2 separate regions of the Mus musculus genome follow, and region 2 is linked to region 1. A link is a loop called in an ENCODE intact Hi-C map of the cell type or tissue named here. Cell type or tissue: heart. All regions are shown on one strand. Each heading gives the region's core, and the rest is flanking DNA. Links, peaks and the distances in the headings are about the cores only.

What was found. Peaks named below come from ENCODE experiments on the same cell type or tissue, not always from the same donor. Only the 100,000 strongest peaks of a DNase experiment are listed, where the experiment ranks them.
Region 2: a loop joins it to region 1, with 10 times the contacts of the local background. A loop is called at or near these places in 12 of 42 quality-filtered maps.

The regions. Positions count from the first base shown.
Region 1 is chr2:125,856,578-125,868,450 of GRCm38, forward strand. It overlaps Cops2 (COP9 signalosome subunit 2), which reads right to left and starts at 2,505. Exons shown (of 13, transcript NM_009939.3): 1 at 2,359-2,505. The coding sequence starts at 2,412. It overlaps Galk2 (galactokinase 2), which reads left to right and starts at 9,646. Exons shown (of 10, transcript NM_001291002.1): 1 at 9,646-9,808. The coding sequence starts at 9,756. In heart, for the core only: a CTCF peak has its summit at 1,346 (motif pointing left); a DNase peak (open chromatin) is centred at 2,484; H3K4me3 peaks cover 1,493 bases; H3K27ac peaks cover 1,024 bases.
Region 2 is chr2:125,782,722-125,794,594 of GRCm38, forward strand. It overlaps Secisbp2l (SECIS binding protein 2-like), which reads right to left and starts at 149. Exons shown (of 18, transcript NM_177608.3): 1 at 1-149. In heart, for the core only: no CTCF peak of the experiment used is centred there; no DNase peak of the experiment used is centred there.

The DNA of each region.
Region 1 (11,873 bases), core at 1-2,500:
ATTTAAAAAAAAAAAAAAACAGAACAAAACAAAAACACTAGCGTGGCCTGGTATTCCAGGCCTATTATCCTTACTATTCTAGAAGTTCAGGGCAGCCTGGGCAAAAAGTAAAGTTTCAAAAGGTAAAAAGAATGAGAAACCTCCTTAAAACAGGATGTCAACCTTGTAGACTTTCTATAAAAAGAAACAGATAAAGATCCAGGCAAAATAATTACTCAAATAAAAGAAACCCATCTCTAGCAGCTATGGAATGACAGCCACCCTCATCCTTTCAAACACGCAGGACATGGGCATCAGTTACCAGAAAGACATCACGTGCCAAAAATTTTAACTGTTAGTAAAAGAGATATAACACCTTTCACTACTTGACATATAGCTGGGAATCTAGAATAGTATCTACATGAAAAATGGATGAGAAGAGCTATTTAATTTCACATAATGCCCAGAGAAGAAAATAAAAATTTCATTAGTTTTGCAACAGTAAAATCTTAACTCTAAGTTTTTTTTTTTTTTAAAGCTGAAACAACTGCATATTCAACTTTATTTAGGATACATTTAGTATAGACATAAAAATGCTGGGAAAGCAGTCATGTTCAAACACTGTATGTCTAATTAGAAAGCTTCCAAAGCAGGGTGTGCTGATGCATGCCTTTACTCCCAACACCTAGGAAACACACTGAGCGCCAAACCAGCCTTGGCTACACAGTGAGACCCTGCCTCAAAACAAAGCAACAAACGTCCACAAATGAGTAAAGTCTAACAGAATATTTCAAAGATTCTCATTTTCATTCCTACACTGTACTTTTAAGTTAATCCCAGTGCTAATATTCATTTATCTAAAAGTTCATGTATTTCATAGACTATTAGGAAAGGAGGTAAGTGAAAATTTTAAAAACACTACCAGCTAAAATTACAAACATTCAAAAGAAATATCTGACAATTTAAAAACTACTTGTAATGGAAACAAAAGCAAAACAAGAGTTTAGTATCTGTTTACAACTACCTTGTGATTGAATAAATAACAAAATTCTGTATTGAAATCACCAAGCATCTACTATGACTCTCCAGTCACAGCACTTCCTTCTGCAAAATATGTCTTTCTGTAAAATGAAAACCTTTTTTAAAAATTGCAAATGATTTACAGATTCATCTATACAAAGATGTTACACCATTACCTCAAAATAAAAATATTAATGCTTTGAGAATGTGACACTTAAAAGAAAAGAGGGCCTGGAGAGATGGCTCAGAGGTTGAGAGCACTGACTGCTCTTCCAGAGGTCCTGAGTTCAATTCCCAGCAACCACATGTGGCTCACAATCATCTGTAATGGGATCTGGTGCCCTCTTCTGGTGTGCCTGAAGACAGTGTACTCATATACATAAAATAAATAAACCTCAAAATTAAAAAAAGAAAAGAAAAGAAAAGAAAAAAGACGACCCAGACTTCTCCAAGCATGTACACCACAGCTTGCACTATCATCGGATTTTTCTAAAAACCGAACAATTGCTTCCCAATTAAGAAACAAAACTGACACTAATTTTGGGATCAAGATAATTTTCTTAGTTCTTACACAGGCATGCGTTTTGGACTATCAACATAAATCATGGGGTACAGTTTAAAACCTGTAAATCCATTCACAATTAAACCTTAAATGGAAAAGAAATCACCAATCAAACTAGGCAAGTTTGTTTACTTTTATGCCATTGATGATTCAAACACGGATGCTGGGAAATTTCTTAAATCAAGGAAAAAGATCATTGGTTCCAATTCCCTTAACCCCTACCTTTCCCCAGTCCAACCAAACAAAAAGCAAATCTTTCTTCGGAGCTTGTCATGTTTTAGAGGACGGGACGAGTCGTTTAACTACTCCTCCTACTCTTGCTCTGAGCCTTAACCTGGGACCCAAACTGACCCTGGGCGAGACTCTTAGGCTGTTTTGGGGGAGACTCCCGAGTTTCGCAGTCAGGTCTGGGAGCAGGATGGACCACCCCCCTCTTCCAGTTTTCACTCTTCCAGCATCTGGCACCGGCTCAGGTCCAGAGTGGAGAAGAGATGGGCCCCCTAGGGCCCAGACCTAAGCGCCGGGCCGTGGAGGCTCGGTGGCGGGCAGAGAGGCGCCGAGAACCGGCCGCGGCCAGTCACCCGCGCTATCCCTGGGCCCAGCGTCCAGGGCGGCCCCGCCGCCTCTCTCCCTCTCTTCCCAGGCCCCACAGGCCCGCGACGCCAGGCGAGGAGGGAAACCTGTCCCTGGGCAGGGCGGAACCGGGCCGACGAGCCCCGGGAGGGAGCTGCAGCCTCTCGGCCTTGGCACCACCGCCACATCCCACTTCCAGCCCCCGCCCGCTCCCTGCGCCTCACCAGGTCGTAGTCCTCCTCATCATCGCACATGAAATCATCCTCCATGTCAGACATCTTGGCCGGAGGGGGGAGGGGGAGAGGAGAAATTAGAGACAGCCTCCTCCCACAGTGCTCCGCGGCCCAGAAGCGTCACTCCCGAGTCTCCTCGTCTTCCGGTCTCTCCAGGAGAAGATAAAGCTCATTCCGGAACTAAAGCGCTCGACCCTGAGATGATTTACTACGGCTCCCAAAGGGAGGGCACAGCCGGCTCTTCCTGAGCGACAGTTTGTGTCTTAGCAACTAAGCGTAGCAACTACGAAATCGGGCGTTGCGGGTCCTATCTGAGGGGCTTCGAAAACCTTCTAGCTGTATCCAGCGTCCTAGGTGAGGGAACTGTCTCCTTCCTTGCCTGGGACTCTGGAACCGTCTGTTTCTAATGAAACATGCCCGACCTATCTGAAAGGTAGCGTGCCTCTACCATTGTTATCTATGTGTTTTCTTTCAACACCCTGTAGTGGTGTTTTTACAGTGGTGTATTTACAGCAACACAATTGTCTAGTAAAGTTATGTTTGTAGTTAACAAAAACAGTTCTGTGGATATCCCGGTTTGGATATGCACTAATCAATTGTTCAATTATTTAATGAATCACAAACGTGCATTAACTGCTTTTAGGATGAAATGAAAGTAACAGTTGGTGACAGATTTTTTAAAAATGCATTGTCGCAGAAAACCATTAGAGTTCAGAGTGAAGAAAAATGTGGAAATAAGGCAATCCCCCTTTTTGGAGAAACCTTCCAAATTCTGTACACAAATGCTATAAAGTTATAAAGTAGATATAGGTTAGAATTTAGGCCCAATTGTTATCTATACAGATGAATTAAACATGCCCAAATTACCAAAGGTAAAAACAAAAAAACAAAACCAAATCAAACAAAATTACCTGATTTTATCTTCATCATGCACAGCTGATGTTGAGCACAGTTCAGCATTAACATTCACACCTTCGGGTTGAATCCTTACAGACCCCGCTTGGCTGTGCTCCAGTGACTTCTGAAGTTGTACCTGATGTCATTACCAGCTTTTCTCTGAATCCACTGGAGAACAGGATACTTTTGGTTTTGTTTCTAAGCCAGAAATTGCTTGGTTCTAAAAATCTTGTCAGAAGACGTTAAGGTCAACGATTGTATTATTTTTATATTGAAAACACTGTGAACACAATTTATAGCTGTACATTCAGAATGTTAAAAAATAAGTCTTCAAACGATTTTGCATTGTATATCATTAACATTGATTTTTTTTTCTTTTTTTATGTTTTGAGCTGGGGGAAGAACTTAGCCTTGTGTGTGTTAGGTAAATGTTCTATTGCTGGGCTATCCCTCTAGCCTAACACCTAATTGTTACTTAGGAAAATATTAGAAGAAGGAATTTCAGATGGCTTAAAGAAGTAACCATTCAAGGAAACATCATTTTGGTCACAGTTTTCTAGCAATAATATCACCTTTCTTATAACCACACAGTTTTACTAATAGCCTTTTCTATCAACACTTTATCACAAGAAATTTTAAACTTAAATACATAATAAAGGATAGCATCATGGACACAAGTATACCAACTCTCAGCTTTAATGTTCTGTATTCCCTGGGTCAACTTAAAGATACATATAAAGCAACATATGTGCAGCTATGTGTATTTCCTAAAATCGAAGACATTTACCTGTGCAAGCATAGCATTATCATTACATATTAGACGGACAATTCCCCTGAAGCTATTTAACTTCAAATCCTTGTTCAAAACTCCTCTACTGAATATAAAAGTTTAGTTTTGGAATGGCTTTTAATGATATCATCTTAGAACTCAAAACTCCAAAAATACTGCATGAATCTGTACATGTAATTTTAAAACAAAGCAAAGCCTTCCAATAAGTATGATGACTGTCACCATGCCAGTTTATTGGGACAGATCAGACTTAGGTCCTGGTGCTAGTAACTAATAGTACTCACCATTCTTAGGACTTAAGGTAATAAATCACAGTTACCCTACCCATGTTTATAGTTTTTCCAAAGAACATAGCAAATCATAAGGGGGTTGAGTTTTATTCATGTGTAATTTCTTAAATACAAAATTTCAAGGGTATGATTATTTACCATGCCAGTTGTTCACATATGTAAAATGGCATGCTGATTTACTGCGAATTTATTTACATAATTTGCCTTACTCAGACAATGGGAAAAGACATGAGTAATCTGGCACCTAGGAACATAAAGAAAATGACAATTGAAATTTGAGCCTTTTATTTCCTTGGTGACACTCAAATTTATTAAGCCTAGCCTGACAATTTGGTAAGAACAATTATTAGGGTATTTCTATGAGATCAATTTTATTCAATAGTAAATAACTGATGAAAGTTTTCAACAGGTTGCTCATGTTTAAAGTACATCTTATATTTTAAAAGAATTTAAAAATATTTTTATTGAAGATTTATTATTTTAAATTATGTGTATGTAGCTGTCTGTGAGTGTGCACAAGTGATCGCAGTGCCTGCAGATGTTAGAGGTGTTTCCTGAGAGTTGGAAGTTCAAGCAAGCCAGTCTCTTGTCATGGGTACTGGGGCCCAAACTCAGGTCCTCTTTAAGAGCAGCACGTGCTCTTAAACACTGAACCATTTCTGTAGCACTTTACAAATTTTAAAAGTTGTGTGCATATTTTGTATGTGTATGGATGTGCTTGATATTTTTTGTAGAGGGCATTTGTGTGGGGCCAGAGGGTAACCGTGTAGTCTGTCGTCTCCTTCCACCTTTACAGGGTGTTCAGAAAATGAACTCTGGTGGTTAGTCTTTTGAGGAAAGAGCCTTTACCTATTGACCATTGTAAAAGTATTTTTTAATTTGCCTAATATAACTATCACCTCTGAGGGCCTCAGTCTGCTAACTTAGGCTTGGGCCTGGAAGATTCTAGTCTCTGTACAAGCTTATGTAGGCCTAGAATGTTTTCAGCCTCTGAGACTTACTGCTGAATAACCTCACCCTTTCTTTTTCTTTCTGAACTCTTGCTGGCTGGTTCAACTCAGCTCTTCTGGCTCAAATTCCTTCCCTAGCTGTCTGATTCAATCTGGCTTCTCTCGGATTGAATTGCTTTGATTGGCTTCAAGCTAACTCTAACAAATCTGTCTGATCTCCTGGCTCCTCATTTTCTAGCTTGTTCTGTCTTCATCTATTGTATTCACCTTGTTTTCTCTTCAACCTGTCTCTGTAAAACTCTCCTGGTAAAACTTCCTCCTCTCTCTCTTTGCCTTGCTCTCATAAGTCATATCTCCTTTCTGTCTCTTCTCCTTTGAGTTGGGCACATCCTATCTCACTTTGCCTCTTAATTAGAAGTCACTTTCAAACATGGCTGCTTCCTTCTCCCAACTAACTTTACCTTCATTGTTTGGGATTGAAGGTGTGTACTAAGGGCATGTCTATATTCCAGCCAGAACAGCCATGTTGCTGGATGAAAAGTCCTCTACAGACCATCTCACAGGCCCCCAAATATTTTGTTTAATGATCTATTTTTATTTATGTCTGTATGAGGGTGTCAGATCTCATGGGTTTACAGACAGTTGTGAGCTGCAATATGAGTTATGGGAATTGAAGCCATGTCCTCTGAAAAACCAGCCAGTGTTTTTTTTTTTAAAAAGATTTATTTATTTATTTATTTATTTATTTATTTATTTATTTATTTATTTATTTTATATGAGTGCACTGTAACTGTCCTCAGACTCACAAGTAAAAGGCATTAGATCCCATTACAGATGGTTGTGGTTGCTGGGAATTGAACTCAGGTCCTCTGGAGGAGCAATCAGTGCTCTTAACCATCTGAGCCATCTCTCCAGCCCTAGCCCCCAAATATTTTAAAACAGCATTTACTGAAGTATAATTTAGCTGTGTTATAATAAGCTAAGTTGCACAAACTTATCAATTTGATAATATTTACCACATATTTATTCCTGTGAAGTGATCATCATAAGAACTTAATGAGCTTATTATACTAAAGATGTGTCTTTATAGAATTCTTTCCAAAATCCCTTGATGATCTGTATTTTCCTCCTCTTAGATTTTTTTAGGACACTATTGGTCTATTATTTGACATTGTAGTTGACTTTACAATTTAAGCATCCTTCTATGTAAATTAAAATAAACACAATGCATTCTCACTTATCTGGCCTTTATTCATGTTGTTCCTTGCTTCAGTTGGTTGTTTGAATTTATTGCTGTGCATTTATATAAATAAAACTGTTATGAACATTTATGTACAAGCTGTGTGAACATGTTTAATTTTTGAGTAATGTGGTAGACTGATTCCAAGATGGCCTGTCACCCATGTCATTTGATAACTGTTTATCCTTTAAGTGTGGGTAGGCTGTGACTCACTCCTAAGCAAGATGATGGAGAGGAGTTGATTTATGTAATTGCATATACATTATTGACCAGATCAAGTCTATCTTAGTCTCAGACATTGTGTCCTTTGCTGTCCTCAAGAAGCAAAAGTGCTGATGTTTGTGTGATAGTTATGCCTCATCCGCAGCTTGTTTGTTTATTTGTTTTTCAAGACAGGGTTTCTCTGTGTAGCTCTGCTGTCCTGGACCTTGTTCTGGAGATCAGGCTGCCTCTGTCTCCTGAGTGCTGGAATTGAAAGCCTGCTCCACCACTGCCCAACTGGTTAGGCTTCATTGTCAATTGGACAGAATCTGGAATCACCTAGGAGGCAAGCATCTGGGTGTGCCTGTGAGTGGCTATTTAAATTAGCTACCATGTGCTCTGCAGTGTGTCCTTCCACAGATGAGCCTCTTTAAAATAGAAAAGCCATCTAAGGCATACCCTCATTTTTAAGTGATAGAAATTGTGAGATAATAAGTGTGAATTGTTACATATTACTTATCTATGATAATGATGTTATGAAGCAGTGAATACAAACATATCTACAAGTGATGGTTGGGTTATACCAGAGGTATATATTCAGCTTTGTAAGACACTCTCAAACTGTTTTACCATTTAGCCTATCTATCTGCAGTGTGCAAGAGTCTTAGTTGCCTCTTTATCTTGAGCTACCCTATTTCAGTCTTAGCTACTCTATCAAGAGCACTGAGCATTCCAGTGGCGTTGGGTTGCCCTTTCTTAAGGCAGCTGCTGTGCTTCTCTCTGTGTGGTTTTTCAATTCTGTTGCTGCATTTGACATTTAGCAGTTAGTTCTCAAGTACGTTGACTGTCTATAGGTTTTTGACTATGATAACAGGGACGTAAGTTACCAAAGTGTGGAGCTTGTTTTGTAAATCATCCTCATTGTGCTTTCTGGACAAATGCATATGAACATGATCTGGAACATTCCTCTGGTCAGGTGGCTTTATTGAGACTGGCATTATTGTGCATGTCTGGAGCACCCATCTCTTTCATGGCAAATTCCTGGTTTCTTTGAGTGCCCAAGGGGTGTGCTTCTCGAAGCCCACTCTATGGATGCATTTTTTTTTTTTTTGATGTATCCTCAGGTCACTACCTTGTTGATGGTATGTCCTCTCTTGTCATCATTCTTCTATGTAGGAGCCATTCTTCAGGGCGTAAGTTGAAAGGGCTTCATGTGTATCTTTGGTGAAAAATATCTTTGATTCCTCCCCCCCCCACCAGGTTGTTTATCTTATTACTCTTGCATGGTAAAGAATGTGTGTGTGTGTGTGTGTGTGTGTGTGTGTGTGTGTGTGTGTGTGTGTGTGTTGTATCTAAAAAAGCTTTGCCACACTTTAGGACACTGATTACTAATTAGTTTAAAAGGAGGTATAGGGGCCAGCTGGTAAGCTATCTTATCAGGACAGATGCTTGCTGGCAAGCTTGATGACCTGCATATGTTCCTGGAACTCACATGGTGGAAGGAAAACACTGACACCCATAGGTTGTTCTATGATTCTGTGCCCATGCACACCCACATTAAATAAATTTAATTTTAAAAAGTACAAGGTATACATTTTCCTTGCGAAGGTAACATACATATCTCCTTTCTCTCTCTCATTCCAGATTGGGGGGGGGGCACATGCAGAGGGCTCTAAAGAAGTCCACTGTTGTCAACCTTATGTCCTTCCATCAGAAAGAGTGGGGAGACTTTTTGTGCGTACATTTTATACAGAGAAAAGCTAGCTGAGAGCCAGAAGTCAAAGAAGGTCTTGTGAATCTATTCTCTCTGTACATGACTTCAGACACGATGCTTTGCGGGCTAGCCTTGACTTCCCTGTTATTTGTAAGCCAAATAAACCTTTCCTTCTCAGTGGGCAGGGCATCTGTCAGGGCATATTGTCACAGCAAAAGAAAAGTAATTCATGAGCTGTGTGAACTCCACCTCAGTCATTCACTCAGTTGTGCCTGTGTTTTGAGAACCAGTCTGCCAGGCAGTGTGTCAGGTGCTGAGGACAGTGCTCCTGCCCTCGAGTTGGTTGCTTATAGTTGGTAGTGATGGTGAGGCAACAGCTAGATGGACAGTACGTGCACAAGAAAAGAAGTATTCAGGGTGACTTTTCTTAGCCCAGCACAGTAATGGGGGAGTTGTGCTGGAGATGGTATGCTTTTAATAGGGTCTCGGGTTTCCTTAGGTAACAGAAAAATGAGGGGTGAACTGGATACCGAATGAAAAAATGAGGGCATGACTGGCTAGGTATGGTTGAGGAGAAGGTTTCTTATAGTTGTGACAGAGAAAACAGCCAGAGACATCTGGAAGGGGAGGGGGGTTCAGACTAAACATGGTACTGCCACCTCTCTCTCTCTCTCTTTCTCTCTCTCTCTCTCTCTCTCTCTCTCTCTCTCTCTCTGTGTGTGTGTGTGAGAACCACAGATGGTGGGTGGGACTTGTTCCAGGTTTCTTTGAGGCCTAACAGATGCTAAAGGTTTCTTCTCATCATTAGTGGTGTCTTATGAAGGCCTACCTATGCTTGCATCCTAGAAGGAAGAGCAAAGATATTCACATCTATTTTATGTTGCTTGCTTTGGAAATAAATTTGAATAAGAAGCAATAGGTGATCATTTTATGGTCTTTGGCACATATCTGCTGAACATTAAGGAAGAAAAAAATGTCAAATTAAAAAAAAAAAAGACTGAGAGGGATCAGAGGAAAGGTATGGATGGGTCTTCAACTGGGGCTGTACTCAGCCACATCAGGGCAAAGAAAAACCTGGTCAATCGGCCTTGCTGCTTACCCAGCGAAAGGTGGTGGCCACGGTTGACAGCTGTTGCCTGGAGAGGGGGGAGGAGGAGCTGGGGGCGGGACAGCCTGAAAGGCAGCCACTTCTGCGGACCTGCAGGATTTCCGCTGAGATCCCGGAAGAAAGCCATTCCTGCCACTTTAATCTCGTGATGCTTAGCTGTGCTGCACTTCTGGAAACTGCAGAGGGATCTAGCAAAATATGGCTGCGGAGGACCCTGCCACTCGACGAGTCCAGGTGGCAGAACATCCCAGGTGGGGGAGAGGCGTGGCCGGGATCCCGGGCTGGAGAAGTGCACAAGGCGCTCATTGCTTTAGGCGGCTTCTTTTGAGTTACGTGTGTGTGTGTGTGTGTGTGTGTGTGTGTGTGTGTGTGTGTAGACAGCTTCTTTTGAGTTAGGGCTTGTGTGCGTCTGCATGTGCGTGTGTGTTCCTGGAAGCAGACAGAACCCTTAGGATTCTAGACTTCTGGGTCTCAGACACCGCGCCAGGGGTTGTGTGTGTTGCTTCACACGGAGGCCTTTGCTCTTTCTTAGGGAAGGATTCAGTAAAAATGCCCAGCTCTTCCTGGAACTGCTAGTTATCTTGCCTGTCGAGTGATAGTGCTTTTTCCAAGTTTCGTCCTATCTACTTATTTTTGAGTCTCTGCATCTTTGACAAATCTGATCACCTCTAAACTGTCATCAAGGCACTAATTTGTTGCTAGTTTCTAGCTACAGAACTCCCAATTCTTTTTTGATGTCTAGTGGAGGGTCTTTTTAAAATTACAGATACTTTGTAGGAATACTTTGTTCTGGTTTCTGGAGCTGGAATCTCACAGAAGCTGTTCACTTGCTGTTCTGTTAGAAGTCCGAGGGCCTCTCTGAGGTTGGTTGCTTTTGAGTGTAACTCTTTCCTGCTCTCCTTTCTGTTTTGGTTGATGAGACTGTACTTTCCTATGGCTTGAAAACGCTCCTTCCTGGGCAAGTCAGCAAACGATGTACCTTTAGTTGCTAGGATAAAACATACCTTACTCTAGAGACAGTTTAGATTACTTCTGGCTGTCGTTGAATGTGTTAAGATTCTCTGAGGTCAGTCTTTGTACAGTGTGGTTGTTTTTACAGATTCAGTGAATGAGAGACCACATAGTTCAAATGACTCCCCAGGAATCCATTTCATGAAAAGAAACCCACCCTTTCTGGTAGTGTAGTCTTGTACAAAACATGTCTATGAATAAACTTCAAATATGATATTTTTGAGCTAGGGTCTTAATGTGTAGTTCTGGCTGGCTTGAACTAGCCTGACTTCTAACTTGGAGAGAGTTACCTACTCTCTCCAAGTCTCTGCCTAGGACTAAAGATGTGTGTCATCACACTCAGCCGATTTTATATGGTTTTTTTTTTTTTCATAAAGATCACTTTCCATAGTTATGCAGAAGGGAGGATGTTGCTAATATAGCACCATTGCTAAAAGAGGAGTTCCGATGTAGTGCTCTTTCATGCCGTTCATGGTTGTTACAGTTTTTACTCACCAAACAACGATTTAGTGTTGCTTTATCTGTGTTAGCGCCAGGAAAGCCCATAGTGGTCATGTAAGCTCTGTTCTGCTGCTGCAGAATCTGTTTTGAGACAGTGTCTCTACGATCCACGGACCACACTGAACTCTTCATCCCCTGCCTGCACCTCAAGTGTACAATCATGCTCATCTGTTGTTGTACTTGTGTATACTGTTATCAGCTTCACACAACGTTCTGTAGGAATATTTTAGAGCATCCTATTTTAGAAAGGGGGAGACTTAATAAATCTAGATGATGTACTCTACACATCTATCAAGTGGTCACATGGTACAATTGATTGCTATCCTCAGGGGAAACTGGATTCTTGTGGAACTCATGATCTTTGTTCAAGATACCATTTCAATGTCACAGGAAATCAGATCTTCCAAGTGAAGACACTAGGCAGCCACATTTCAAGTCTACCTTCTTTTGCAGTGATATCTCTTTTCTTTAGGATTTAAATTGTTAGACTGGCAAGGCATGATGGTTCATGGAGAGGTAGGAGGGGCAACATAAATTGAAAGCCTCCTGGATCCTATGTCCTGCCTTAGTTACTTTTCTATTGCTCTGAAGAAACACCATGGCCCAGACAACTTACTGAAGAAAGTCTATTTTGGAAAGTCTAGATTCAGAGGATGAGTCCATTGTCATCATGGTGGGGAGTATGGCCCTGGAGCAGTAGCTGAGAGCTACTTTTACACATATCTGCCCTTCATCCGTAAGCACTGGACAGAGGGAGCTAACTGAAAATGGCGTGGGCTTTTCAAACCTCAAAGCTTGCTCCCC
Region 2 (11,873 bases), core at 4,311-6,810, 70 kb before region 1:
GCACAGCCGGCCGGACGCCGACTCGGCTACGCCACTGGCTGGGGAGGCGGCTCCAGCTCAAGGCGGGGGAGGCGGCGGCCGCCCCGGGGAGGGATCATCTGGGACGGAAGCCGAGCGGGACCGAAAGGGCGGAGGCGCAGTAGGAAATGGAGATACGCAGGGGCGGGGATGGCCGAGGAGCGACGGGGGCGGGGGGAGGGGGGTGGCTAGCGGGCAGCCAAGGCCAGGGGCACTGCCTGGTTGGGTTACTCCTCCCACTCCCACCTAGGCAGGTTGGGCTGCCTGGAACTCAGGACGCATGTGTTCACTTTGCCGGGACCTCAGAGACTGCTCAGAAGGCAAAACCTACTCAGGATATTGGAAGAGCTTGTAGCTGCTCACTAGTCCTGTGATCCTGTCAGTACTCTAAAAGAATGAAAAGAACGAACAATCTTGCCCTTTGAAAATTGCACAAATAAATTGCATACACAGAGTAGCAGCCATAGGTAAGAAGCCCTGTTAAAAAATCTCCACAAATAATGATTAATTAATGTTATTGTCCCGGTTCCAGACTCACATCTAGCCTCAACTCCAGGCTGATTTTGCCCATTTCGAACCCTATTTTTACCCAAAACCTGCATAACTACCCAAGAAGAGATTATCTTCTCCTCTGCTTTCCCCATATGGTTAAGAATTGTTCCTTTTAATCTCCAGGTCATCAGCTCCTTAAAGACTAGAGTTTGCCTTGAAACTAAACCCTACTGGTAGATTCCCTCTGGGGAGTTAGACAGCCTCCAACACACACAAGCTCTCCACAAGAGTTCTGGCTTGATAACGTCGGTCAGCTGAATTATATATACTTCAGTGAAGAAAGAGAGTAGAGTTGGCTGCTGTTAGGGTCACTGGCCAGGGGATCTATGTCTGGAAAAGGGAAAAGGATATCTAAGAAATCTGCTTCGTCATCACGCTTTGGGAGATGTTCATAAAGCCTTTTCAGTTAATCCAAGTCTGTAAGGAGAGAGTGGTCTGTAAAGATCCTGGCTATGTTAGTGTGGAAGCTGTATTTCTGCCAGCTTAAATGAATGCATTTTGTCTACAGGACATATGAAGGCTGGTCTGCAAACCACATGATGGAGAAACACTTATGCCTGTACATGAGAGTTTCGTGCATTTGGTTTTGTTTTTCCACTGTATGCACACTTTTATTTCAGTTGCACATGCATTTGTGTTGAAAATGTGTGAGCTGTGTAATGTCAGATTCCTTAGAGTCTATTACAAACCCTTGCTCAGGATTCAATGGCTGCAGAAGAAATTTAAGGCTGATCCACAAAGCAAAGCTATTTATACAGGGCAGTTACATAAGCCACAGCGGCTCACCCTCCTTTCTGACAGCAAGATGAGATGAGCTGTGCCCCTACCGGTGGTCTTTAGCTGCAAGACACCCAGCCTGAGTTAAAAAGTCATTAATGCAGTACGGTATTTGAGGTTTTCCCCTTCTTTGAAGGATCTGTAAGAGGAAATGTAAATACAGAGTCTCTAAATATCGTTCCATATTGTATGATTTTTTGCGACTGAAATTGTTCTTGATGAGAATATTCTAAGTCCAATATTTAGGTAAAGTGTAAGAACTGTAGAAACAAGAAGTGTCACAGTGCCATATTAATGTAATGTAATCCTAAAAGGGAGAATGCTGTTGGCTATTAGAAGAAAATAATAAAAAAAAGAAGAGAATAATAAATCTATGGATAAAACAAAGAAATTTAAAGAACTATTTTACATGTGATACAAATGACTTCTTTCATTTAGCAACACATGTTAATATATTCACAGTGCTAAGTACAAGGCTAATCACTGGAAGGAAGTTCAGCAGTTAATGAGACATAGTAAGGGCAAAGGCCACATCTGTCCTGTGGGCAAGACACACACAGCAAGTAATTCCAAAGGAGATGTAATGTAGGTTCAGTAGGAATGGGGATTGAAGCTGGAGAAGGTAGACGTGAGAGAACAAGTTCCAAACAGATCAAGCAAGGAACGATCTGTAATGGAGATCAAGTAACGGAGACGAGGTCAGTGGGAGGAAGAAGACAAGAGCTGCCTGGGCTAGAGGCAAAGGCTAGCCTGAGATTTACCTCTTAGTTCCAAAACAAGAATAAAAGGGGGACAGGTTGCTAGGGAGAGAGCTCAGGAGTAGACTGCACACCTAGCATGCATAAGAATCTAGGTTCAACCCTTAGCAGGCACCAAAACACCATACACATACATACAGAGAGACACAGACAGACAGACAGACAGAGTCACACACATACATAGGAACAAGCTCTCTGAAGAATTTGGAAGTGCAAGATAAAAAGTCACTGGAAGAAACTGGCTTCCTAGAGACAGCCCACATGACAGAAGGAAAGATGCAATATGGCTAGAGTCATGTATACTCTAAGTTTAGGCTCCAGTGCTGAAGCGGTTGAATAGCTTTTGTTTTCTCCTTGAAATAAGATGCCAGGTTACCCATTAAGGGTGAAGGTGAGAGTGAGGGGGATGGCAGGGAGAGTTACATGATCATCTATCTATTCTTTAAAACTAAGAAAACAAGCCTAGCAGTGGCGGCACATGCCTTTAATTCCAGCACTAGGGAAGCAAGGGTAGGCACAGGCAGATCTCTGAGTTCGAGCCCAATCTGGTCTACAGAGGGAGTTCCAGGATAGCCAGAGATACGAAGAGAAACCTTGTCTCAAAAAAATAAATAAATAAACCAAAGTTTTTATTCTTGTGTGTGTGTGTGTGTGTGTGTGTGTGTGTGTGTGTGTGTTTGCTTTATCTCTCTCTTTTTTTTTTTTGAAAGAGAGAGAACATGAAGCTGAATGGGTAGGGAATTGGGAAGAACCTGGGAGGAATTGGGGGAGAGTAAAACATGATCAAAATGCATTGTATGAAAAAAATTTTTAAATTAATATATTTTTAAAAGTTGTGTTCATGCCATCAGATGTAAATTTTACAACAAAAGAAATGAAGTTGTAGTCAAATCTAGTTCTACCCTGTATACAGCCTTGTAACCTGGTCTTTATGAAGGTATAAAATAATATCATTGTCTCCAATGATTACTGAAACTTCTTTTTCTACCAAGTATTTCCCTCATATGCTGAAGTGTCTTCCCAGTCCATACCAACACCCAGCATATTACAAGTAAGTAATTAGGAAGTCAAAAATCATATGCTTCTGGGGGACTGCCACTCCCAATTTGATGCCCTGGAGACTCAGGCAGGCAATCTTTTAAGAATCCCTCTCATCAAACTCTAGGACATTATTTTTACTCTCTTATCCAATGGCTGCCCATCTAGCTTCTCCTCTGTCTATCCATTAAACCATCTTATTTTTTATCTATATCAAAGCAAATGGCAGAGTTCAGGATTCCTTTTCTCTGGGGAAAATGCGTACATCTACAAATCTACAATTAGAAAAAGCCAGGCTTATATGCACTGTTTTTTATACCCACAAAGCTTTTCCTAGGAAATTGGGTGTGTCAGTAAAGTCCCTGTATTCTCACAGACTCTGGGAGATGCTGTCACAGTCCCCAAGTATTTCCCCCACAGCTCTCCATTGGCTGGAGGTTAGGAGAAGCATCTCTTCTGTCCTGGGGTGAAGGTGGAAGCTAGCTAAGTAACAGACCTCTCTGAACAAAGCAGTACTTATGAGAGTCATCATGTCCACCACACCTCCGCCACCATCACCATGGCCTATGGTGAATAGTGGGATAACGGAGTCACAGCTCCAGGAACGTCAGAGCTGCTCTTGCATGCAGACAAGTACTTGTGCTAAGGTAAAAACCCCTGGTACCCTAGGTGTTGTCTGCCAAGGACTGTTCTTCCAGATAACAGTATATGGTGATTTAGTTAACTAGATCTGCATACAGTTAGTGATGTGGGAGGCACTGGACAAGGTAGGACAATACCAGAGTAAATGAGATACTGTCTCTGCTATGGTACAACTTACCAGCTCTTCTGGGAGACAAACAATGAGCATATTTTTAAAGGGTTACACTGATGAAGAGGATACTGTGAAGGAAATAAAGCCTTATTTATGGCAACTGCAGCTGGAGAGGGAGATGGAACCTTCGAGATGGGTTGACCTCTGAGGAGATGATATCGGACCTGACACACACACAAAAGAGGGGAAGATGAAAGAACAAAAAAGAGGAAAAAAATGCTAGAGAATCTGAAAAGAAATGGATGCAAATAGAGAATGAATGAAGGGAAAGGAGGAATGCAGATAAGACCAGAGTTCAGACCAAGCCAGATCTGTGCATTCTATGGGAATGTGTCTGAACTTTAGGTCAAAAGTCATTTGGGATTGGGACAAAGTTCAGTGGCCAGAGAGCTTAGCAGGCATAAAGCCCTGGGTTCCATCCCTAACACACACACACACACACACACACACACACACACACACACACACACAAACACATGTGGAGGATTTTGAAAAGGTTTGTTAAACTTATATGTATCATAAAGTTGAAGGGCTAAATATTAGAATACTTCAGTCCTAAAAACAAATCAAATGTTTGTTCAAGAACTGGTTTATCCCATCACAGTTGTCTCGTTAAAATATTTAAGACTGATGAGATGGCTCAGAAGCTGAAAGTATTTCCCACACTTCAATCCCGGAACCCACAGTAGGAGACCTAACTCTGAATGTTGTTCACACACAATAAATTAAAAGTTCTGCACATTGAACCCAAGACCCTGGGCATGTGGGTCAAGCACATTGGCACCGTTGTATACCCGCAGCCCTTCGGGAAGCATTTTACAACTAGGAGACAACCTCTGGGGCAAATGAGCTGGCAATCAGACAGAATATGCCGTGAAATCTCAATCAGGCCTGACTTCTCTAAAAAGGCTACACCATACCTCTGGCCCCCATTTCCAACTCCTTCACCTCCCCTTCCCCTCCCCGCCTCCACTCTCCCTTCTACTCCCCCTCTTTTGGCTCAGCAGACTGGCCTCCAGTCTAGTTCCCAGACATTCTCAGCACACTCAACTTCTTAGTCTCCTTTCTAGCCTTGCTGCTTCTGTTGCCTGGAGCACTGTTGCCAAATTTAACACACAGGGTTCCAGACTTGGCTTGAGGCTCCTGAATGAAAATGCCTTTTGAATGAGGCTCTCTCCTGTCGCCATTAATCTGGGCCGGTAATCCCAGCTACTTGGGCTACAGAAGCAAAAAGGATCGAAAGTTCAAGTCTACATGGGACAGAGTCAAAGTCTAGCATGAGTAATTTAGTGAGACCCCGTCTCAAGAGAAAAAGTCAAAAGAGGACCATGATGGTAGAACACATGCACGGGTTCTGGGTTCAGTCCCCAGTACCATAAAACAAACAATAAAATGGCATTGCCTCTTGGCGCCTGGCCTTCTCTTTATGGCTCTCAACACTCTATCTACACCTAAGCATTTGGCCATCAGTTTCCGTGGAAGTTCCATGAAGACAAAGGTTTTGGGTTTTGCTTGCTGGGTGTTTGGGTTTTGTCCACTGCTGGGTATTTCTTGTGTTTAAATCACCACCAAGCTCACAGTAGGCCTTCAGCATATACTCACAGTGTCTATTGTAATTAGAAGCTCTGAGCAGGTGTCTTAATCAGTCTAAAAACCTCGGGGACGGCCTTCGTTAAATAAGTACTCTTATCTTCTTCTTCTTCTTCTATTTATACTCTGCTTCCTACTGAGCTGGCCCCTCCCAGACTGAAAATTATTTCATTCACTTCCTGGATTCAGCCTCAGCTTTCCCCCAGCTTGTGCCAATTCTGAAACAGTCTGCCTTAAAATTCCCCTCACTTGTGCCACATCCTGCCTTAAATTGCTTGGGTACAGTGTACAATTATCTATGCAATGTGTTTTTTTTTTTTCTGTGCATGTACAATCCTTGGTAACAGTGTTAGGTAATAATGTTTGTTGAATGAATGCATGAGCTTGCATTTTTTATAGCTGACCCAGATTCACCAGAAGTGAAAAAGAGTGGTAAGTAAATGGTAGGTTTTTAATGGACTCTCTTAAATCCTTTGAGCTATAAGTTGTATGTGAATAAAATAAAAGCAGAAGATAATAGAACTCCCAAATGATTTGTGGATAATAAGGTCAAATTCACAAAGACCAACCACAACAATATCCAAACCATGTAGCATAGATAACAGCAAGTTGAAAAGGAAATCAGTTGCCACGTAAGTGGACTCTAGAATCAGATTTTTTAAAAATTAGTCATAGCATTCATTTTATGGCAGTGAGTTCTTCGGGTCAGCCTGGCTAAAAGCAGGAAACAGCTTCCTAGATTTATAACAGTATGAATGAGCATGGTTCATACGGGCTCATATGTTTGAATCCTCAGTTGGTAGAACTGTTTGGAAAGGTGTCATTGTTAGGGTCACTATTGCTGGGATGAAACCACATAACCAAAAGCAAGCTGAGGAGGGAAGGGTCTATTTGGCTTATGATTTCAGTCATTGAAGGAAGCCAGAATAGAAACTCAGACAGGGCAGGAACCTGGAGACAGGAGCTGATGCAAAGGCCATGGAGAGGTTCTCCTTACTGACTGGCTCCTCATGGTTTTCGCAGCCTGCTTTCTTATAGAACCCAGGACCACCAGCCCAGAGATGGCATCACCCATGGTGGACTGAGCTCACCGCCCCCCCCCCATCAATCGCTAATTAAGAAAATACCCTGTAGGCTTGTCTACTTACAGTCCAATCTTCTGAAAGCAATTAAGGTTTCCTCCTCTCGGATTACTATAGTTTATGGCAAGTACTATAGCTTCTGTCAGGTACAGAAGACCTAGGGGGTGTGGCCTTGTTTGAGGAGGTGTGTCACTGGGGGTGGGCTTTGAAGTTTCAAAAGACAATTCTAACTCTCTCCCCGCCCCCCTGTGCCCCCTCCCTCTTGCTACCCCTTTTCTCCCTCTGCCTGGTGGCTGAGTTTCAAGATGTGAGCCCTCAGCTACTGTTCAGTGCAATGCCTGCCTGCCTGCTGCCGAGCTCTCTGCCACGATAATCATGACGCCAACCCTCTGAAACCATGTTCCCCAGATTAAATGCTTTCTTGGATAGGTTGTCTTGGACAACCTTGGACGTGTCCCTTCAGATTATTTTCATGAACCATTGCAAGACTCAGTGAGTGCTTCTTCAGAAGACACCCCTACGACAGTGAGGACAGCAAATCTCCGATAGTTTCTCTTTCTTTGGAAGTGCTTTGTGACCTGACTCGAAAAATCTCTCTCAACTCAGTGATCCTTCACCTTTATTAATGGATAAATGACCTAGAATTCTCAAGTCAGTGACTCATGATGGCGGCTCCTCAAACCTATATTCTTTCTGGAATTTTTTTTTTTTTCCTAAACCACCAGGAACTTGGCCTCTATGCTGATCCATTTTTGAGTGCTCCGTCTTGTCAGCTTTGGTATATCATTAGGTTTCCCTGAAGCTTCTAAGCAGTGTTACTGAGCAAGCTGTGACCACCAGCCATGGAGAAAACAGAAGGAATGTCACTTAAATTGACAAAGGTGGCAGAGATAATACTCCTAGAAAGAAAAGCTCTTGCTCCAAATAACAGAATTCGGGGTTTCCCTTTCTTGAGTTTTAAGTGTTTTTGCACAAATTGACCAAAACATTAAAAACAGAACAAAAAGAAAAATACCAATCACATCTTATCTTTCTAACACATAGAGGAATTTTTACGGTTTCTGTTTTTTTGAATGCATAAACAGCAATGTGACCAGTTTTAACCAATGAGCTTGCAGGCACTTAGACCTCCTACACAATACCACTGTCTAGAAATAGGGTAGAAAGAAAACATTGCTCTTGGTGCTAGAACTTGATGGAACATCTGGGAACTTGGGAAGAGCCTGGAACAGACTAGAGGAATCTGGTCTCATGACCTAGTATCATTCGTCAGAATCTAGTCTCATGACCGATTCCTCAGTGCGCCCTACACTCCGCTCCTCAGGCCCAGCATCCCAGCATTAACCCCAAACAGAACAGGGTTTCTGTCTAAATTTCAAGAGAAATTGGAGTCTTCCTGGGGACAGTTGTGGCTAGTCCCTCTCATTTGCCAAACTCCTGAAGCCCTGTCCATATCATCTGGATCTGGGGGTACAAAGTATATGCATGTTTGGAGGGAAAAATGGCAATCAAACAAATGCCAAAACTGTTTTAGAGATACACGGATTATGTCAAAACTGGCCCCTGTGGTTTCATCCAAGACCCCTCTGCAACAAAAGTCAACAAGAAACGGCAGCTACCTCTGAACCCTCAGGTTCTGCTAGTCCTTCCACCATCAGCAGGCAGACGCTTAAGGAAGACATCTAGAACAATCTTCTCCTGTTGCCTCTGGCTGCCTTGTTGCTTCACTTTAACTGGTATCAGAGGAGTCGTCCACTTATCCAGCTGTCCCAGAGGTCTCTAGCTTTGTAGCTGGGTCAACTTCTAGCAGGTTACACATCCCAGGCTCTGAACTGGTCAAGATTTCTACAGAATCAAGAGCTGCATGCAGTCCCTGGTGGTCAACAATAATCACATCTTAACCAGTATTGTTCAGGGCTGAGGCCTTTACAACATATCCTGGGGTGGGAATCATTGCCTGGTTTTGTTTGTTTGCTTGTTAGTGTTTGGTTTTCCCTCAGAAGGGGGTAGCTGTGTATCTTAATTAGCTTGCACAAACTCCCTGTGTAGTTGATAGACAACAAGACTGAACTGGAAACCACGGAATGGAAGAGACCTCTCCTTCCTGAAGATGAGACTACCACCGCTGACTTGTTTGCCTCAAACTCAGGAAATGGACAAGTCTCCTAGATGGCAAGCTTCTCACTTCCTCTACTTGGAACTATATGACTCACACCCAACACTCACCATCTCAGGCAAGCTATTTGCTCTCCTGTGCTAGCCAGAACTGCCCTAGCATGAAAAATAACTCAATGTCATAACCAGATTTAAACAAGAAGAAGAAGCAAGGCTTCAGGGGAAAGCTCCTCCCAGTGCTGCTCAAGCCCCTCTGTGGCGTGAGGAAATGGTTTTGGGTGCCCGGTTAACTGGAGACAGAGAGGAAGAGCAGCCGCAGCGGTGCTGCCTGAGAGGCGAAGACTGATCTGGGCATACGATTATCTATAGCCTGGTTGGACCCAGTGACTCAGCCACGTAGTCCTGAGCATCTGGGAGGACACAGCAAGAGGATCACAGTGAATTTGAAGCTAGCCTGAACTACAGAGAGTGAGACTCTACTTCAAGTTACTCTATCAAGGCGGGGGGGGGGGGGGGTGTTGGGGAGACCATGTAGTTCTCTTTGTGAACTCAGGAAGTGCATCTGTTTTAAATGATGGGGGAAGGAGAGGCAGGAGGAGGGAAACTGAAGGGTGAGGGAGTGGGAAGAAAGGAAAACAAATGAAAAGGAGAAATGAGTGTCCAGTGCAATGAGAAAAAAAAAGAAAAGAAAGAAGGAAGAAGAAAGGAAGGAAGAAAGAAAAAAGAAAGAGGGAGGGAGGGAGGAAGGGAGGGAGGGAGGGAGGAAGGAAGGAAGGAAGGCAGGCAGGCAGGCTGTGGGCTCCTGAACTGGGTAAGAGGCTGTCTGCTTTGGTAGGCAGGGTGCCTGCAGCACCCTGGGCACCTGAGCCATCAATGGGAATCAAGTGGGTGGGGGAAGGGCTTCCTGGCAGAACCTCTCAGGCACACAGGACTTTCTGCAAATCCAGTATCCCCTCCTCTCTCTCTCTCATTCTCTTCCACTCAGCCACTCTTCAAACCACGAGCCACCTTCACCCTCTCCTACTCAATTCTCCCACTCATGGGAGGCAGTCTAGCCCTAGAACCTGAGTGTTTGCTTTGCTTTGTGCTAGGAAGGAGACAAAATGGCCACAGCATGCTCACTGAGGTCAGATCTCAGAGGCCAAAACCTGAGGGCATCACAGCTAGCACTCCTATGATGCAACAGCCCCAAGCTCTTCCCCTATTCCCAAGACCCTGTGGCAACCTTCCACTTGTAAGAGAAAAGGTTCAGAGAACAAAACTGGATGGGGTCCAGGCTACTACTCTCTTTCTTCTTAGGTCCAAACTGGTTGTTTGTTTTGTTTAACTTTTGGGTTTCTGGCGTGGTCTGTTGGTGTGGTTTGTGTGGATTTGGTTTCAGAAGTAGGAAAGCTGGGAGTGGGGGATTTGTCCGGAAGGGGAAGTCCAGATGAATAAGATACAGTCCTGTTCCACAGTATGACTTCTGGTCGAGGAAAGGCCACTTTGAGAGAGCATATTGTTGAAATGTGGCTGGACCGGCGCCCAGAGTTCATCCCGTCAGGTCAGTCACGCCACCTGACGCGAGATGATGTGAATGACTCATGGATTACCGGGATCCAAACGTTGCATCACACTCTGGAGCTGAAGATGTGTCTTAGGATACTGAGAGGATACATAGGTAGGCAGATTCGGGAATGTAGCAGCACAGAAGGACATTTCCACAACCAATAAGCCCAGACTCCTTAACACAGCAGTCAGTATCCACGTGGCTGACTTTGCTAAAAACATCTTTGTAGAAAGCCTTCTGGGAAGGAGGTATAGGGCCCGAATGCAGAGTGACTGTCCCAGCTAACTGAAGAAGGTGCCAGCAGAGTTTCAAAGTAATTTCTACAATACTGGGGCATGTATGGCTTACTTTGTTTTGGCTTTGGCTGGGATCTCGTCTGTTTGGCTTTTCTTACCTCAGGTTTGTTGCTCATCAACTGGATACCTCCCCCCATCTTTACCCTCATTCACATAGCAAATAGGCATGTGCTTTTTTTTTTTTCAACTAAAAGCACATAGAGAAATTGGTGCTTTTATCAAAGCATTCTTATATCTGTTGTATACCCCATGAACCGTATCTACAGGTTACAACAGGCTTAGGTTTAGAATGAGCCAGATCAGAGACTTGAGTCTTGTCACCAAGGCCTGCTCGGGTGGAGAAACTTGGCTCTGTATAAAATGGAAATAATAACTGTGCTGGCTTCTCAGGCTAACTGTGAGAACTGGACGAGTCAATTCCCTCAGAGAGACGAGGAGGAAATGTGTGAAGGAGCACCCACCTGACTGGAGGGAGCATAACATCATTAACTTAGAGTTCATTGGTTCAAAAAAAGGTTTGGGAGTTATAGACTTGATACAGATAAAATATGTGAACTATGACCCATGAAGATTCTACTCACTTTGGTGTAGATCTCCATGGCGTTCAAGGCTGCCATTGGCTTTTCTAAGGTGATGCTTGGTTGATGTAAAATGAACAGTGGCTTTAGGACATTCATAGTTCTCCAATATCTGCCTCTTCCTACTTCTAGAACTTTCTCCCTTCATCCGAAGCCCATGCACTCAGCTTTGCTCTCCATCCCTGTCCCCCCCACGCCTCCCCCCCAGCCCCTGGAACCCACTTGGCTGCCTCTACACTCTGGGGAATTCACCCATTGAGGATATTTCATGCAAGCGGAATCAAGTGATACCTGACCTTTTAAGCTCTGTTTTCTCTCACACAGAGTCATCTGTTATTGAAGATGACATGACAGCTTTCCCCAAAGAACCCCATGCCTTTATCCCAACATTTCTGACAGCCTTGGAATTTTCCAGTGCTTTCTGGGAGAACTTGGTCTCCAATATGTCACATTCTGCCCTACGCTAATGGTTTGCTTAAATCATTAGAGGGTGAATTCTTGAGAAAACCGAAGGAAGTCCTAAATCATCTCAACAGCATAAATGTCTAAGACAAAGGACACTGTCAGCATCTGGCTCAGCAGCCTTGCCCTATTATTTCATAGAGAAAGACTCTGACACCCAGTACTGGCTGTTTTCTCTGTCTAGTAAAACACATACAAGCTTTGACACATTTATTTTTAATAATTCTTTTTATGAAGACATGTA